2 separate regions of the Homo sapiens genome follow, and region 2 is linked to region 1. Evidence: chromatin contacts called from ENCODE Hi-C or POLR2A ChIA-PET data. All regions are on one chromosome and are shown on one strand. Each heading gives the region's core, a stretch centred on a gene start or an enhancer-like site at or near the end of the contact. The rest is flanking DNA. Distances are from core to core; before and after follow the strand shown. Region 1 overlaps BCAT1 (branched chain amino acid transaminase 1). Region 2 holds the start of LINC02909 (long intergenic non-protein coding RNA 2909).

Region 1 (3,677 bases), core at 892-3,391:
TCCTCACCCTCTTATAACCTGTCACCACCTCCCCTCAATAAGCCCCAAGCCCTGATTCCTTTTCTGTAGCTCAGGAATACTATATAAACTTCAATCATCTGGCCTTTCTTTGAGTCTCATATTTTATGGGACTCCCATGTGTACGCACAAAATAAATTTATGTCTTTTCTCCTATTTATCTTTCTACTGTCAGTTTACTTCATAAACTCAGTTATGAAAAGGGTAAAGAAAGTTTTCTCTCTCCCACATCACTTTCCTCTCCATTCTCCAGCTGCTGTTTCCAGGACCCACGGGGTTAAGTGTGGACCATGAATTAGAGGAAATGGTTAAAAATCTCATTTGTCTGTGACCATTATAATCTGGCACTGGGGGCCCTCTCCTATGGCAAATGCCCAAATTCTGGCTTTCTATTGCATCATGGTCACTTACGGATTCTTCACAACCTCCCCTCCCCCTTGTCCTCACCTCCTGTGGAGACCACTGCCTTGCACAGCCCCACTGCAATGATGCACATTCTGTCTCACCTCTAAGGATTCTCCTTCAACCCCAGCTCTGGCATTATTCCCTACACAGCCTCTGACCCCTGGGGTCTCCTTGCCCCAGCAAGTAGCCTTCTTAGACAGTGTCCTTTTGAGGTGTTTCTATGACACCTTTCCTCAGAGTTCACATAGTTCATGACGTCTTTGCTCTACTAAACTCTGGAACTGCAAACTGCACCCACTGAAGACCCCTCTCTTGACTCTAACCACAGGCAGCACCAGCCAGCCTTGACTGTCCCAGGGCAGAGCTGACACTGCTATGTTCCGTACACCAGTGGCACAAGTCAAGTGTTCGCAAGCTACAGATCCTCTAGGCAAAGCATTTCTCACTTAATTTTTAGTGAATGCCCTGTTGGGGGAATGGGAGAATCACTTTTTTACCTCTTCCAGGGTAAAGAAGTTTCCAGAAATGCCAAGCTCTCCTTGCTTGGCTGACAATTTTTTATTTCCAAATAATCTTATTTCCTTTCTGTTCAATTTCCAGCCTTCTATTAAATATAAATTGGAGATAAGTTAGAGGCTAAAGCTTGCAGAATTAGTTTAGTCATCCTTTAGAAGGTTCTTTAGATGTGTCAAACGTGTTTGGAATTTGGAGGTAGTATCCCTCCATGCTCCGCACTGAAGCCTCAGTGGAACAGGGCCCTTTTTTTTTTTTTTTTTTTTTTGAGATAGAGTCTTGCTCTGTCACCCAGGTTGGAGTACAATGGCACACAATCTCAGCTCACTACAACCTCCACCTCCCAGGTTCTGGTGATTCTCCTGTCTCAGCCTCCCAAGTAGCTGGGACTACAGGAGCCCACCACCACGCCTGGCTAAGTTTTTGTATTTTTAGTAGAGACAGGGTTTCATCATGTTGGCCAGACTGGTCTTGAGCTCCTGACCTCAGGTGATCCACTCCCCGCTCAGCCTTCCAAAGTGCTGGGATTACAGGTGTGAGCCACTGCACCTGGCCCAGGATGCTATTTTTTTAAAGGATTAATCAGAAGAAATATGAAGAGTAAAATTTTAAAATTCAGGGGAAAGGCTGAAAGATAACATTGATGAGATCTTTCTCCCACCTCAAAAATTGGACACTAGGAGAGAAAAATTAAATTAGAAGATCAAACAAGGAGGTCTAATGTCAAACAAATAGAAGTTTAAGAATGAGAAAAGAGGGAAAGCAGAGGAGACGAAATCATCAAAGATATAGGAAAGGAAAATTTTCTAGGATGAATGACTAAGGACCCATGTTATGATAAAGCTCCCCAAATTAGCAATAAAAAGAGACCCTGAATACCTCAAGGAACAAAAAACAGGTTACACATAAAAAGGACCTGAAATACGAGCCCCTTTGGACTTCCTATCAGTAACACAGGAAACTAGACAACAGAAAAGCAATTCCCTTAAAATTCTGACGAAAAATCATTTCTAACCTAGGATATTATTCAAAATCAAGTATTAACCTAGAGCAAAAGTAGAACAAAAAGTCAGGCATGTAAGGAATCAAAACATCTACCTCTGATGCACTCTTTATCTAAAAACAACTAGAGCATACGTGCAACACAAATGAGGAAGTAAAGTAAAAAGGAGAACGCCACACGATTCAGAAAACCGGGGATGTAACACAGAGAGAGGGTAAAAGATGCCAAGAGGAAGTCTTAGGCAGGCAGCTGTGCAGCTGGCTCAGAGAGAAACCAGCACAAATTAGTGCAAGAATGAGAATGGTAGCAGAAAGAGTACAGAGACAAAAAAGAAAATGAACTGTCAGATACATTTAACCTAAGTAAAATTACATTGAGAGGCTGTCAGGAAGTTGGGAATTGGAAAGAATTCATAATAAATATATAGTAAGGTAAGTAAATAAAAGGAAATAATGCAAGAATTAACTGCAGGAAAAACAAAATGAGGTATAAGGGGAAAAAAATGTAACCATAGTACACTACTTGACTCACCAGTGACTTTTAAAAATGGAATTCCATCTACTACTCAAAACCTCTCAGGGGCATTTCACCACACTTAGAATAAAATCCACACTTACCAGGACTAAGGAACTTCAATGATGTGGCTCCACTCCTGAAATCTCCCCTCTCAGATTATGCTCTGGGAAGTTTCATTTGCTGTTCCATATGCATGGGACACTCTTACCTCCAGACCATGGTACTCAGGTGTCAGCTGAAAGTTCACCTTTTCTGTGAAGCTTTCCCTGACCAGTCAGTATAAATTTGTACCAGCTTTCTCTCAGTTCTGTCACTACTGCATCATTTCATTTTATTCATATTGCATCACTGACTGAAAATATTTGATATGTTACTATATGAGGATAAATTGTAATAATATTAGTTAATACTTACAGTACTTACATAGTACTTATTTCAGACCAGACCCTGTTATAAGTGCTTTATATTTGTTTTTGGATCTTTGTTGCAGACTGTCTCCTTCTATCGCACAGGCTGGAGTGCAGTGGCACAATCTTAACTCACTGCAACCTCCACCTCCTGGGTTCAAGTGATTCTCCTGCCTCAGCCTCCTGAGTAGCTGGGATTACAGGTGTGTGCCACCATGCCTGGTTAATTTTTTTGGTTTTTTTGTTTTGTTTTGAGATGGAGTCTCGCTCCGTCGCCCAGGCTGGAGTGCAGTGGCGCAACCTCGGCTCACTGCAACTTCTGCCTCCCAGGTTCAAGTGATTCTCCTGCCTCAGCCTCCCGAGTAGCTGGGACTACAGGTGCCCACCACCACACTTGGCTAATTTTTGTATTTTTAGTAGAGACGGGGATTCACCATATTGGCCAGGCTGGTCTCAAACTCCTGACCTTGTGATCCACCCGCCTCGGCCTCCCAAAGTGCTGGGATTACAAGCATGAGCCACCACGCCTGGCCTTTTTTTTTTTTTTTTTTTTTTTTTTTTTTTGTATTTTAAGCAGAGATGAGGTTTCGCTATGTTGGCCAGGCAGGTCTCAGGCTTCTAACCTCAAGTAACCCTCGGGCCTCAGCCTCCCAATGTGCCGAGATTACAGGTGTGCACCACTGTGCCTGGCAACATGTTATTTTATTTAATCCTCACATCATCCATGAGAGGTGGGTTGTACTAATACCACCATTTCATAAACAAAAAAACTGAGGCACAGTTTAATAACTTGCTGGTGGTCACTCAATAGCAAA
Region 2 (3,665 bases), core at 80-2,579, 66 kb after region 1:
AATTTATTGTTCAGGTTATTCCTTTCACTGCTCTGAGAAACATCAGGTATACTAGACTCACCTGAAGCAGGATGTAAGCGTATAATTTGTCAGACGGGCAATATGGTCTAGTGGATCCAGAATTTGAATATTATTTCTGGCTCTGCTGCTGGCTTCCTTTATGACTAGGAGGGAAATGTCTCTGGGTGTTGCCAGTTTCGGTATCTGTGGATTGATAAGCAGATCGCAAGCATGGATGTTATAATAGGTTATTTCATGGGAAATTAAACAGCAAATCTAATGAGAGGAGCGGGTTACTTGGTCATTTCTTTCTAGGTGCTATTTGGTGCTTTAAGAGGACCTCTAGTATTGGATAAGTTAAAGGAGTTTCAGAAAGTGCATCATAACAACATTACTGAGAGCTCAGAATGTGCTACATGGTTCTGAGGGCCATCTGCGTATTAACCTCATTTAATCCCTGCAGCACACCCGGAGGTCATTGCATGATATTGATGCAATTTTACAGATGAAGAAACTGAAGCACATATGGTTAAATAATTTGTCCAAGATCACAAAGCTAGTAAGCAGCAGAACTGGGGTTTGAACTCAGGTTATTTAAACTCAGAGCCCCAGTTCTTATTCCCCAGTATTTGACTCCCCTTTGCTCTCACCTGGTGATAGAAATGATAATGACCAGGCTGAGCGCAATGGCTCACACCTGTAATCCCAGCACCTTGGGAGACTGAGGCAGGTAGATCGCTTGAGCTCAGGAGTTTGAGACCAGCCTGGGCAACACAACAAAACCCCATCTCTACAAAAGATACAAAAATTAGCTGGCTGTGGTGGCATGCCCCTGTCATTTCAGTTACTTGGCAGGCTGAGGTGGGGGAGTGGCTTGAGCCCAGTAGGCAGAGATTGAAGTGAGCTGAGATCGTGCCACTGCACTCAAGCTTGGGCAACAAAGCAACACTCCATTTCCAAAAAACAAAAGAAAAAGTATGAGATTTAACTTAAAAATAATTTTCCTTCATCTGATTAGAAAGTATAATCAGGATGAGCTTTAGTGTGTTGTTTTTTGTAGAGCCGGGCGGGGACCGGGGGTGGGGGGGGGTCTCACCATGTTGCCCAGGCTGGTCTTGAACTCCTGGGCTCAAGCGATCCTCCCACCTCAGCCTCCCAAAGTGCTGGGATTACAGGTGAAAGACACTGCACCTGGACTATCTTTCTGTTATTGCTGTGGTGGGGAGCACACCAAAATAGTGCCTGTCATCCTCATCCTTCCTAGGCATCTTTCCCAGCACTGCTGCTGTGATTAGTACCTTAACTCCAGCCTAGGCAGGTGCAGTGCATCAGCGGCTCTCTTCTCTAGCTTCTTTTACCTCAGCCCAAGCCACTCTGTAGAAATGGGCTCCACCCATGTCATCTGACCTGTAGGTCTCCACTCTTTCTTCCCAGTTCTCAGATGGTTCTTGGAGCACTGGCGAAGTCAAGCGAAAATAAGGTGGTGAGTTTTCCCCAACGAAATAATTAAATTTTGGCTGATGCTGGCCTTTAGTCATCGAAGGCCGAGAAAGTACCGCCCTAACCAGGGAAAAGCAATATCAGATGTAGGCTGTTCTGTTGTGTCTCAACCTCAAAATGCTTGTGGCAAAAGGGACAAACCTCCAATAAGTCTATATTAGAGGTTCAACAGAGTTCATTGAAAACTTGAAACAAATCTGAAAAGAAAAACACTCTACAAATAGGGAAAAAAGATGGGTAGCTGAGAGTGATAAAGTGAGATTCCCCAGATATGTTGCTGTCACCACAGGCAAATCTCAAATTGTTTTCAATGGAGCTTTTGGAAATTTAAATTAATCCTGCCATTTTCAGGCTTGGTCGTTTGGAATGTGTGTTAGTGAAACGCAGTGATGTAGTTTTATAGACTGTAAGAACCTTGGAGGCACCTGAATTCTTGAAGCTAGAGATTTATTGTAGGTCTTCTCTTGTTCTCTGAGAAGAAAACCAGACTTCATATAACAAGAAGTGAGACAGAAGAACAGTTTTCAGAAGCATGTGTCACTCTGCTATTTTAGGAATTGTTCCAATAAGAGATGTTTATAGTAAGCTTGGTGTGACCCAGCCAAGAAGCTTAATATAACAAGGTTAACTGAATTGTGGGAGGAAAGTTTCTAGCCTATACCAGCTTGCATTTATTAATAATCAGAAAGGTTGCGGATGACAGACTTGCTGAGCATTTACTAAATCTGGTACTTGTGGTTTGCAAATCATGTGATTAACAGCTGCTATCATCTATCCTAGAAACGGCAGGAAGAAGTGTTATTATTTTATCACATAAAATAGTAGTCACAAAGAGAATGAAAACAGTTTAATTTGGCAGATATAAAATTCACTGGTTAAGCAGAAAACCATGCTCTGCCCTCCCACTGAGCTCACTAAAGATGGGTTTCCTGGGAATGTCTCAGTGAACAGATGTTTCTTCTTAGGTTTTGATGAAGAGTTTAGTGGCATCTAATCATTAGTGAAGGGTTGTTTTGGCAAAAGGAATCTCTTGTCTATCTACACACATACTTAAATTTTTTTTTTTACGTATATTAAGGATTTTGCATTAATTACCAATAGGATCTCACATAGATGAATCATGAATGATTGACTGGCTTTCCTAATCAAGTTTTGAATGATTTTAAAAATCAGCCTGCCTGATCTAAGGTTTGGAAGTTCAATGCTCAATAAATAACTTTAGTAAAGGGAGGAAAACATTTTAAAGGAAAAAAACAGGAAAGATAATTACATTGTTAATCTGTTTGGAGTTAGAATTTGATTCAGAAAGATTTCTACAGAGCCTTTTGAATCACCCTGAAATCTGCCAGCTTTTTCCAGGATGCTGCTTTTGTACCTCTGTATACATCATATGCCATTCTTTGCAATAAAATGCAACTTTCTTAGTGATTGAATAATATAGATGTTGATAAACACAAATTATGTCATGTTGTTTACATATACATTCCTAAAGAATAAGAAATATTGTCTACATTGTACATACGTAGTAGATTAACTCATTGAAGTCAGAACAAATGTAGATTTCTATAAGTCCCAAAGAGTATGGATGTCTTAGAGGTTGATGTTGAAGTCTGCAGTTACACTGGTGGTGAAAATCAAATATATAACGAATAACTTTAGGTAAGAATCAAATCGGACTTGTTTTACAGATGTTGCCATGTGTTAGAGGATTTTACTTGTTGCTTTATAGTTTTGGATCGGGCAGATGGTTGAAAAGTGTTGATTCAAGAGCTTTGACTGTATGGAACAAGATAATTGAGGCAATAATAATAATGGGACTCAGAATCTATAAGCCAGAGCAATGAAGCATAGTTCAATCAATAGGAGGAATAAAAAAGATTAGCAACATAAGCAGTATCGATAATCTCTAACATCATTTTACATTACATTTAGCTCACATGAATCCAAGTGGAAATTCCTCTAACAGATTTATAGTTCCACTTCTTAATTTTCTGTTTATAACCCTAGAAATAGCAAACAATATGTATAACATTCTGTGCAGTGCATATAATAGCCACATAATAGATGCTCCTAAATTTTTCCTAGCCTCACTCCCAAGCTGGGATAATTTCCTATTATAGGTTCTCATGGCTCCTGACTATGTAATTATTTATTTGACATTTTTC

Evidence for each region. A loop is a pair of places that touch in the nucleus more often than their neighbours do. ChIA-PET counts read pairs that join two places held with the same protein, here RNA polymerase II (POLR2A). Pooled maps may share reads with other maps.
Region 2: a loop to region 1 is called in a pooled map, with 2.2 times the contacts of the local background. The contact joins the promoter of LINC02909 here to the enhancer-like site in region 1. A Hi-C loop is called at or near these places in 4 of 37 single-sample maps with no recorded cell type and 3 of 50 pooled maps. POLR2A ChIA-PET finds 5 or more read pairs at or near these places in 7 of 52 experiments (A673, Caco-2, GM12878 and 4 more).

Annotation. Positions count from the first base shown.
Region 1 is chr12:24,929,715-24,933,391 of GRCh38, forward strand. All of the region lies in intron 1 of BCAT1 (branched chain amino acid transaminase 1), which reads right to left. Among named protein-coding and RNA genes, the nearest start is that of BCAT1, 18 kb to the right of the region's middle. RefSeq lists an enhancer at 1,850-2,039. Within about 2 kb of position 2,142, at least 4 of the 41 ENCODE cell types and tissues checked have a DNase peak (open chromatin) inside an H3K27ac peak, as active enhancers do; they include GM12878 and OCI-LY7, where a contact is called at or near this core.
Region 2 is chr12:24,996,136-24,999,800 of GRCh38, forward strand. It overlaps LINC02909 (long intergenic non-protein coding RNA 2909), which reads right to left and starts at 1,330. Exons shown (of 4, transcript NR_171024.1): 1 at 1,097-1,330; 2 at 62-204. It also overlaps a transcript of IRAG2 not described here. RefSeq lists enhancers at 1,889-2,018, 2,269-2,378.